Regions from separate parts of the Mus musculus genome. Here all the other regions are linked to region 2. Evidence: chromatin loops called from intact Hi-C (ENCODE). Cell type or tissue: left cerebral cortex. All regions are shown on one strand.

The links. A loop is a pair of places that touch in the nucleus more often than their neighbours do. Peaks named below come from ENCODE experiments on the same cell type or tissue, not always from the same donor. Only the 100,000 strongest peaks of a DNase experiment are listed, where the experiment ranks them.
Region 1: a loop joins it to region 2, with 2.3 times the contacts of the local background. A loop is called at or near these places in 5 of 42 quality-filtered maps.
Region 3: it touches region 2 in a loop (4-fold over the local background); 20 of 42 quality-filtered maps call a loop at or near these places.

Annotation. Positions count from the first base shown.
Region 1 is chr8:34,964,566-34,967,065 of GRCm38, forward strand. It overlaps Tnks (tankyrase, TRF1-interacting ankyrin-related ADP-ribose polymerase), which reads right to left and starts at 1,125. Exons shown (of 27, transcript NM_175091.3): 1 at 449-1,125. The coding sequence starts at 1,100. In left cerebral cortex, a CTCF peak has its summit at 1,286; a DNase peak (open chromatin) is centred at 1,203; H3K4me3 peaks cover 1,671 bases; H3K27ac peaks cover 617 bases.
Region 2 is chr8:35,467,647-35,470,146 of GRCm38, forward strand. It overlaps Eri1 (exoribonuclease 1), which reads right to left. Exons shown (of 7, transcript NM_026067.3): 7 at 1-1,724. The coding sequence ends at 1,482. Among named protein-coding and RNA genes, the nearest start is that of Gm51568, 27 kb to the right of the region's middle. In left cerebral cortex, a CTCF peak has its summit at 1,527 (motif pointing left); a DNase peak (open chromatin) is centred at 1,514.
Region 3 is chr8:34,853,894-34,856,393 of GRCm38, forward strand. Tnks (tankyrase, TRF1-interacting ankyrin-related ADP-ribose polymerase) reads right to left here. Exons shown (of 27, transcript NM_175091.3): 14 at 2,035-2,180. Among named protein-coding and RNA genes, the nearest start is that of Dusp4, 48 kb to the left of the region's middle. In left cerebral cortex, no CTCF peak of the experiment used is centred here; DNase peaks (open chromatin) are centred at 1,141 and 1,690.

The sequences.
Region 1 (2,500 bases), 500 kb before region 2:
TCTTAAGAATATGAGAGATTCTTAAAACACTTGTTGAGTTACCGTACACTTCTTTTGGCCCGGGACTGTCTGTCCTCCGGGGACAAAACCGTGCCGAAAACAAAAACAAAAACAAAACTGTCTCACGAACGACAAAGCTGTCCCTAAAGCGACTCAAATGCAACTTGTCCCAGGCAGGCACACTCTGAACTGAAAAAGTTTTAAGCATGCCCACATCCAGGGTTGACCGCTACACAGAGTTTGCATAAGTTGAAGTACCACGGTTGCAAACACTGAGGGGTGAATTCACACCTCGTCCCCGCTTCCAAGTCCCCACCACCCATGCACTAAAAACTTCAGCTCTCGGGGTGAAGTCCTGCTAACAACCTGTAACTTCTTTGTCCTGGGTCCAATCACCCACCCTCCGCTCCGAACCCCGTAAACCACAATTCTCAAGTCCCAGACAGACCTGCTGCGAAGTGCAGGGGAGAAGACTTTCGGCCGGCCATGTCCTTGGCATTCACGTTCGCGGCGTCCACCAACCTCTTCACCCGGGACACGTCCCCATTCCGACAGGCCTCGAGCAGCTCCCGCAGGGCCCCACTCACGGCTGGGACCCCCGGGCCGAGGCCCGCCGCCCCGGCTCCCAAAGTTGCCGTGGAGCCAACTCCGGCCGCCTCGGGACTCTCCGCTAAGCTCGAGCCAGGGGAGGACGGGGAGGAAGACGAAGACGAAGTCGGGGAAGAAGCGGACGACGCGGAGTTGTTCCCGCCGCCGCCGCCGCCGCCGGCTGGGGTGGGAGCGACCCCGACGGCGGCGGAAGCTGCCGGGACCGCGGCCGGAGCAGCCACGGTGCAGACGGCGCCGTCCACCGGGTCGGGAGATCGCGGCCTGTCGGGCGGGTCCCGGCTGCCATCCCCCTCCGGCAGCGCCAGGCCGTGCCGCGGGGAGGCGAAGGGCGCCAGGCCGCCGGCCGTAGGCGAGGCAGGGGTGGGTCCCGGGGCCAAGCCCGGGCTGAGCGGCGGGGGAGGTGGCGGTGGCGGAGCCGAAGCCCCTGGGGCGGGCTGGAGCTGTTGCTGATGATGGTGGTGATGATGCTGAGAGCGACGCGACGCCGCCATCTTCCCACTCCCCCGTACTGTCACTGCGGCAACGGCGCCACCGCCCGCCCTCACTTCCGGATTCTGGACCAATCGGGATCCAACATACCCGGAAATGATTCCTGCCGAAGTGGGTGGAGTCCGAGAGAAGAAGGGAAGTATTGGAAGCTCAGAGAACAACCAGCCTGGGGGCGTGGCTTAGTAGTGGAGCGACGGGCTTTTGTGACGCCCTGGCGGGCTGGCTGGGCAGATTTGAAAGTTGTGGTGAGCCACTACCTGTCTGAGAAACTTCTGCCTTCCTTCACTTTCTGCGGGATTGCTTCGGTCGGCTTCAGTCTTCCCTCGGGTACCCGTCAGTCTGCGGTGTCTCCCTTCAGAAGAAGCTATTAAAGTGTAACTTATGCAAACATCTACCAAACGTCCTCGTCCGAAAATGGAATTAATAGTACCCACCTCACAAAGTTGTTTGCAGGAATGAAGTGAGCTAATGCATACAAACGCTCTGAAGAATAATTATAATTAGCACATTGGGAATATTTTTAAATGCAGTGTTAGATATCTCTCCACCTTACTGTCTCTTTGTACTGTCTCTTACGTCTCATTCTGACACGGGACAGGAGGGAAGGATAAGGGAACTTTATTCTCTAAGAGCATTTGTACTTAATACCGGAGAAAGGAATCCATGCACATACACACTGTCAATAGCTCAGTGTTGGGGTCTGAGAGTCGGATTATTGAATTTATACCCTAATACTGATTAGATCATGGACATAGCTCAGAATTATCTGAACTACATTATCTTTTTCTGTCAGCTTATAAAGGAAAACACACACACACAAACGACAATGAGATCTTTCTCAGGTGCAGGAAGTTCTGCCAGGTGATCAGGTCTGATTTAAGCCATTTTTGACATAACAGTTCATAATGACCTTTAATTTGATGGGCCCTATGTAAAGCTTTGTGGAATTCCTTAAGATTAACAAACCTCAGGACATACAGAACATAACAGGGGATGTGACCAGCATGACCCTTCTCTGAGTCAAACTATTTTTCTATGTCAAAGGCTGGTAGGCATATTACAGCAACAATATGAAATAGCTGGCAAGCATGGAACAAAATGGCCGCAACTATGCTAGTGGGTCAGGAGGACACACCGCTTGGTTTGTCTCTTCAGAGTTAAATCTGACTAAGGATGCTCTGAGAGGCATGCAAGACTCACTGGCATTGGGAGTATGCAAACCTAACTAGACAGAGAATAAGAAGGGACAGGAATGAGCAATGGGGGAGCGGGGTGGGGGAGGGGGAGCACCAGACGAGAATCTCGGAGACTGAGCAGACCACATGACATGAGAGACGTGGCCGTACTCTGGAATGACTGACTTCTTTCTTCTGCTTTGCTAGCGCAGAGACAACAGGTAAAG
Region 2 (2,500 bases):
ATTACACATCTGTGCTACCAGGCTGCCTTTTCTAACTTTCCATTAGTCTCACCAGTAATTAGACTTTTAAAAAGGATGTATATATTATATATACAACATTCTGCCTGCATGCCAGAAGAGGACAGCAGTCTCATTGTAGGGGGTTGGGAGCCACTATGTGGGTGCTGGGAATTGAACTTCAGGGCCTCTCAAAGAGCAGCCAGCACTCTTAACTTCTGAGGCATCTCTCCAGCCCAGTATTCTAAATTTAGTTATTTTATGTTTATGAATGTTTTGCCTGTTGGATTCTTTGAAACTTACAGATGGTTGTGAGCCACCATGTGGGTTCTGGGAATTGAACTTGGATCTTCTACAAGAGAAGCAAGTACTTTTAACCACTGAGCCATCTTGCTAGCCTCCAGTAACTAGATTTTTAACTAAATTCTATGACCTATTACAAGGTTTCCAGTTATAATATGAAACTGGTCCCAGTACTTTATCATCCTTGAGCTGAGTTGATTCTCTTAGTCTATCACGTGTGTTCTGGGGGTCATGTGTGTTCAGGGCTGTCAAAGTAGACACCTTTAGAAACAACTTCCTGGCTTGAATATAGGCTATACACAGATATGCCGAAAATGTTCCAAGAAGAAACACCTGAATTTGCTGCTCAGCAAGCACTTTGCTGAGTGGACCAGAGTGAGTGACGCAGGGGGGGACAGCTGCTGGCCAGAGAGTGACGCAGGGGACAGCTGAAGTTGCCTCCACCATCTCAGATCTTGGTTTTTTTTTAGCTCATGAGCTATGTAGCAAGGCCCACTATGGTTGTGTCTACATCAACTTGCAGGCTTTTTTTTTTCCTTGTCATTATTCCCTAAATGATACAACCATTTCTTTATAGTTTATTAAGTATAAGCTACCCAGAGATGATTAAAATATGTGGGAGAACGTGTAGGTTATATAGAAACATTATGCCACTTGAACTATAGAACTTCAACACTTGCAGAATCTGGTACCCACACAGCCTTCTTGGGACAAAGCCCTCACTTCACCTACAAACTTACAAAGTTAAAAGAACCACGTTTTACTTAAAACTCAATGGGCAAACACTACCTTTCAATCCTTTCCACATTTTCAAAAAATGTATTTAATTTCATGGTGGTAATGTAGAAATTCATTTTAAATTCCAGTATCAATAAGAACATGACATGTAAAGAATTTTCTGATAAAACTTCCATCTTAAAAGCCAAGGGACACATCTTGGACACCTTACATTATAAAATTCAGTTCTGAGCAGAGACTGGTTACTGTGTGTAACAAATACTGCTCAGATCAAAAGTGCTGGTGACAAAGAATTTGGTGTGTCCTCCCACAAAATGTCTGCATACATACCCATCTATCTGTAATTGTAATAAGATCTTAAATGTTTAAGGTGCTTGAAGGTTGCATTAACTCAGATTCATTCGCCTGCTACTTTTGTAGCAACTGATCAGACAAAACTGCAGTTACTTTCTACTATGTGGCATCTGTGGAGCTGGAGCGCCCTCTACTGGTAAGGATGAGGACACACTCATCAACTGCCCTCCAAGTATTTTTTCATTGATTCGAAGTTCACATCCATCCTGAAGCATCCGAATAGCTATTCTAGCAATGTTCTTAGAGTCATCGAGACCGCTGTGAGGCCGTCCATCATAATCCATTCCTAATTTTTCAAGCATTATTGTTAGTTTGGTCTGGCTTCTGGGAACCTAGAAAACAAAGAACCAAGTAAGTAATTAAGAACTCGGCACAACACAAAAACTTAAAGATAGCAATTATGAATATGTTCAAGGACCTAACAAGGATATGAATAAATGCCTGAACAAAGACGAGGAAAACACCAACAGTTGAGTGTATTTAATTTAAACCACTATTAAATTAAACTGCCAGGTGTGGTGAAATATGTCTTTAATCCTAGCACTCTGGAGGCAGAGGCAGGCAGATCTGTCTCTGTGAGTTTGAGGTCAGCCTGGTCCACATAGCGAGTTCCTGTGATCCTGACTCTAAAAGATCAAAGGGGGGAAATTTTTTTAAAAGAAAAGTTCAGTAAGTCAAAATTAAAATGAAATGGCAGAGAAGCTTTCAGATCACAAAGACACAGTAGGAAAAAAATAAAAAATCAAAGAAAACATTAAATTTTAGAAAAAGGAAAAACAAAAACTCCAGACTCAAAAAAATTCCAGGGAATCTGGGATGGGAGACTTTGAAAAGACCAACCTACAAATAATAGGTACAAAGAAAGGAGAAGAATCCTAGGTCAAAGGCACGGAAAATATTATTAACAAAATCATAAAAGAAAATTTCCTAATTCTAAAGAGATGCAGCAAAGTTCATTCAGAACACCAAATACCGAGGCCCAGAAGCACCTCAATAATCACAGCACTTAAATAAAACAAAGGATATGGAAAGCTGCAGGGGAACAAGGCCCACTCATATATAAAGGCTGACCACTAGCAGAACATCTGACTTCTTAATGGAGACTCTG
Region 3 (2,500 bases), 610 kb before region 2:
ATCACAGCAATCGTTAATCTTGAAATACAATATATACTGATTTATTCTTATCGCTCTATCTACTCATCTATTCACATTTGTGTGTGTGTTTGTGTGTGTGTGTGTGTGTGTGTATATCACTCATAGAATTTTAAAAAATACTTTATTTCTGGTAGCACTAGGATTAAGAGTCAGGGTCTCCCGCATGCTAGTGGCACTCTACCACTGAGCTATACACACCCAGACCTCTCAGTTTAAATATAGGTTTTCCTATACTCATTCCATAAGCCAAGCAGGCACCAAGTTCAAATCCTACTGCCTCAGCCTCCCAAATGGCTGGGACCCCAGGTCTGCGTAACACAATCCTTTCAATTCTTACTTGTACCCTAGCAATATAAAGTCCTGTATACTACAAAGTATTAGCACACATAATTAACCAATCTACTTTTTATCATCTCTCAGATTTTCTTTGATTTGTATTTTACTAATGAAAATTGCCAGCTTACTCATGATACACAATATAAAATAATGTAATATATAACACATAAACACAATACATTCTACTTATTCAGTTTGTATCTTTCACCATTTGTTTTAGTTATTTTTAAGTTCATAATGATTCGAGAGCGGTTTCTCTGCATGACTTAAATATTGAGGTACAAAGCAATGGAAACTCAAAGTGATTTCAGAAGAGAATTCACACTGGCCATAGTAGTGCATGCCTTTAATCCTAGAATTAAGGAGGCAGAGGCAGGAAGATCTCTCTGAATTTGTAGCCACCCTGGTCTACATAGCAAGTTTCAGGCCAGCCAGAGATACAGAAAACCTTTGTCTCAAACAAACTCCATCTAAAAAAGAAGAATATCATCAAGGAAAATAAAATTCAATTATAAATTCTACTCAGCTAAGAGAATCTAAACCTCTCATCTTCTGAGTAAGCTCCTTCAAAGAAAGCAGGTGACATTCTAAAAGGCAGCACAAAAAAAGACACCCTCTCAAGAGCCGTGCACTGAAGGCAGCGTACGTGGACGTAGGACATGTAAAAACAATCAGTTATGCAGTGACTCTTTAGAGATTAGTGTCATCTACAACAAAGGCTTGATGATGACACATGCCAGTACTAAACTAAGTCATAGAAGCAACACTGGCTGCTCTCCAACGCATTGCAGTACTTTGAAACAACCAGTGAGGGGTTCTGAATCGTCATGCATGGTGCATGGCTTGAGAAAGATAAAACACTTAACAGTTACTCAAAGCCTGAGCTACATCTTTTTACTTATGGCGCAATGCTGAGTAAGTGCACAAAATGGGGCCCCCTCATCTGAGCAGCTATTAAACTGACTCAGGATACAGAAATTGATTTTGGTTACTATTCTTAGATTTATAAGTAGCCACTTTAAAAGTTTTACCTGGTGTATCAAGTAATTCATCTAATATAAAAATGTCAATAACTTAAATGAGCAGAATCGAAATTATATTTCTATTATAATTGTGGGATGGATTAAATTCTTAGAAGAATTTTTTAATAGCAAAAAAAATAATGAAAGGATAAACAGTAAATTACAGATTACATGAAAATATTCGTAAAGGAAATAAAATCCTATACACAGGCATGAAAGGATGCACCAAATTGGAAGACACAGTGCAAGAACAGGTGATGACCAGAGCAGACTGGAAAGGCATCCTCACCCAGGCACCGAGCCAAGAGACATGGTCACAGTCCAAGTGACTGCCAGCTGCTGGACACAGCTCAGGACAGAGCTGGCCGACTGTAATAGGCAAACTGTTCATGTTCTAACTTTAGGGTGACCGATGACTCAATCTTCAATTTCAATATGTATGTCTATTTAAGTAGTAATTTAAATGAATCATGTATATATTTTAATAAGAAAAGCATCTACGACACTAAAAACAGCAATATTTAAAAAAGCAGTATGTCATTTGTAAATTTTTTGTTCCAAAGAAAACAGCTATATTCTGTAGATAAAAAGTATGCGATTTTATTTAATTTTATGTACTTTATCTAAGTATGAATGGATTTGCACATTCACATACCCTTTGTCTTTGGCATGGACATCAGCTCCATGATGTAGAAGGTACTCAACGACAGACACACGGTTATAGCCTGCAGCGAAGTGTAAGGGTGTAGAGTGCCGGCCCTCCAGGTCTCTGCAGTTCACATTCTGCGGGCTGCAGAGTTGCTTTTGTGGTGTACACACAGACACAGAGTCAGAGACAACACCATTAACAATCGTTCATAGACTTTGCTCTAAACTGGGCAGCATTTTAAAATACTATAATGAGATAGTAAATATTCTCTACAGATGAGATGTATAAAAATCAGCACCATAGCCAGACATGGTGAGGCATACCTAAAAGTCCCTGAGCTGGAGAAGGTGACAGAGAATGACCTCCAATTTGGGGCCAGTGCGGGTTACGCAGTGAGTCTGAGGGCAGTCTGGGCCACATGATGTTTCAGAAAGCCCCAAAGGAGAATCTGCATTATGTTTGGCATTACTGT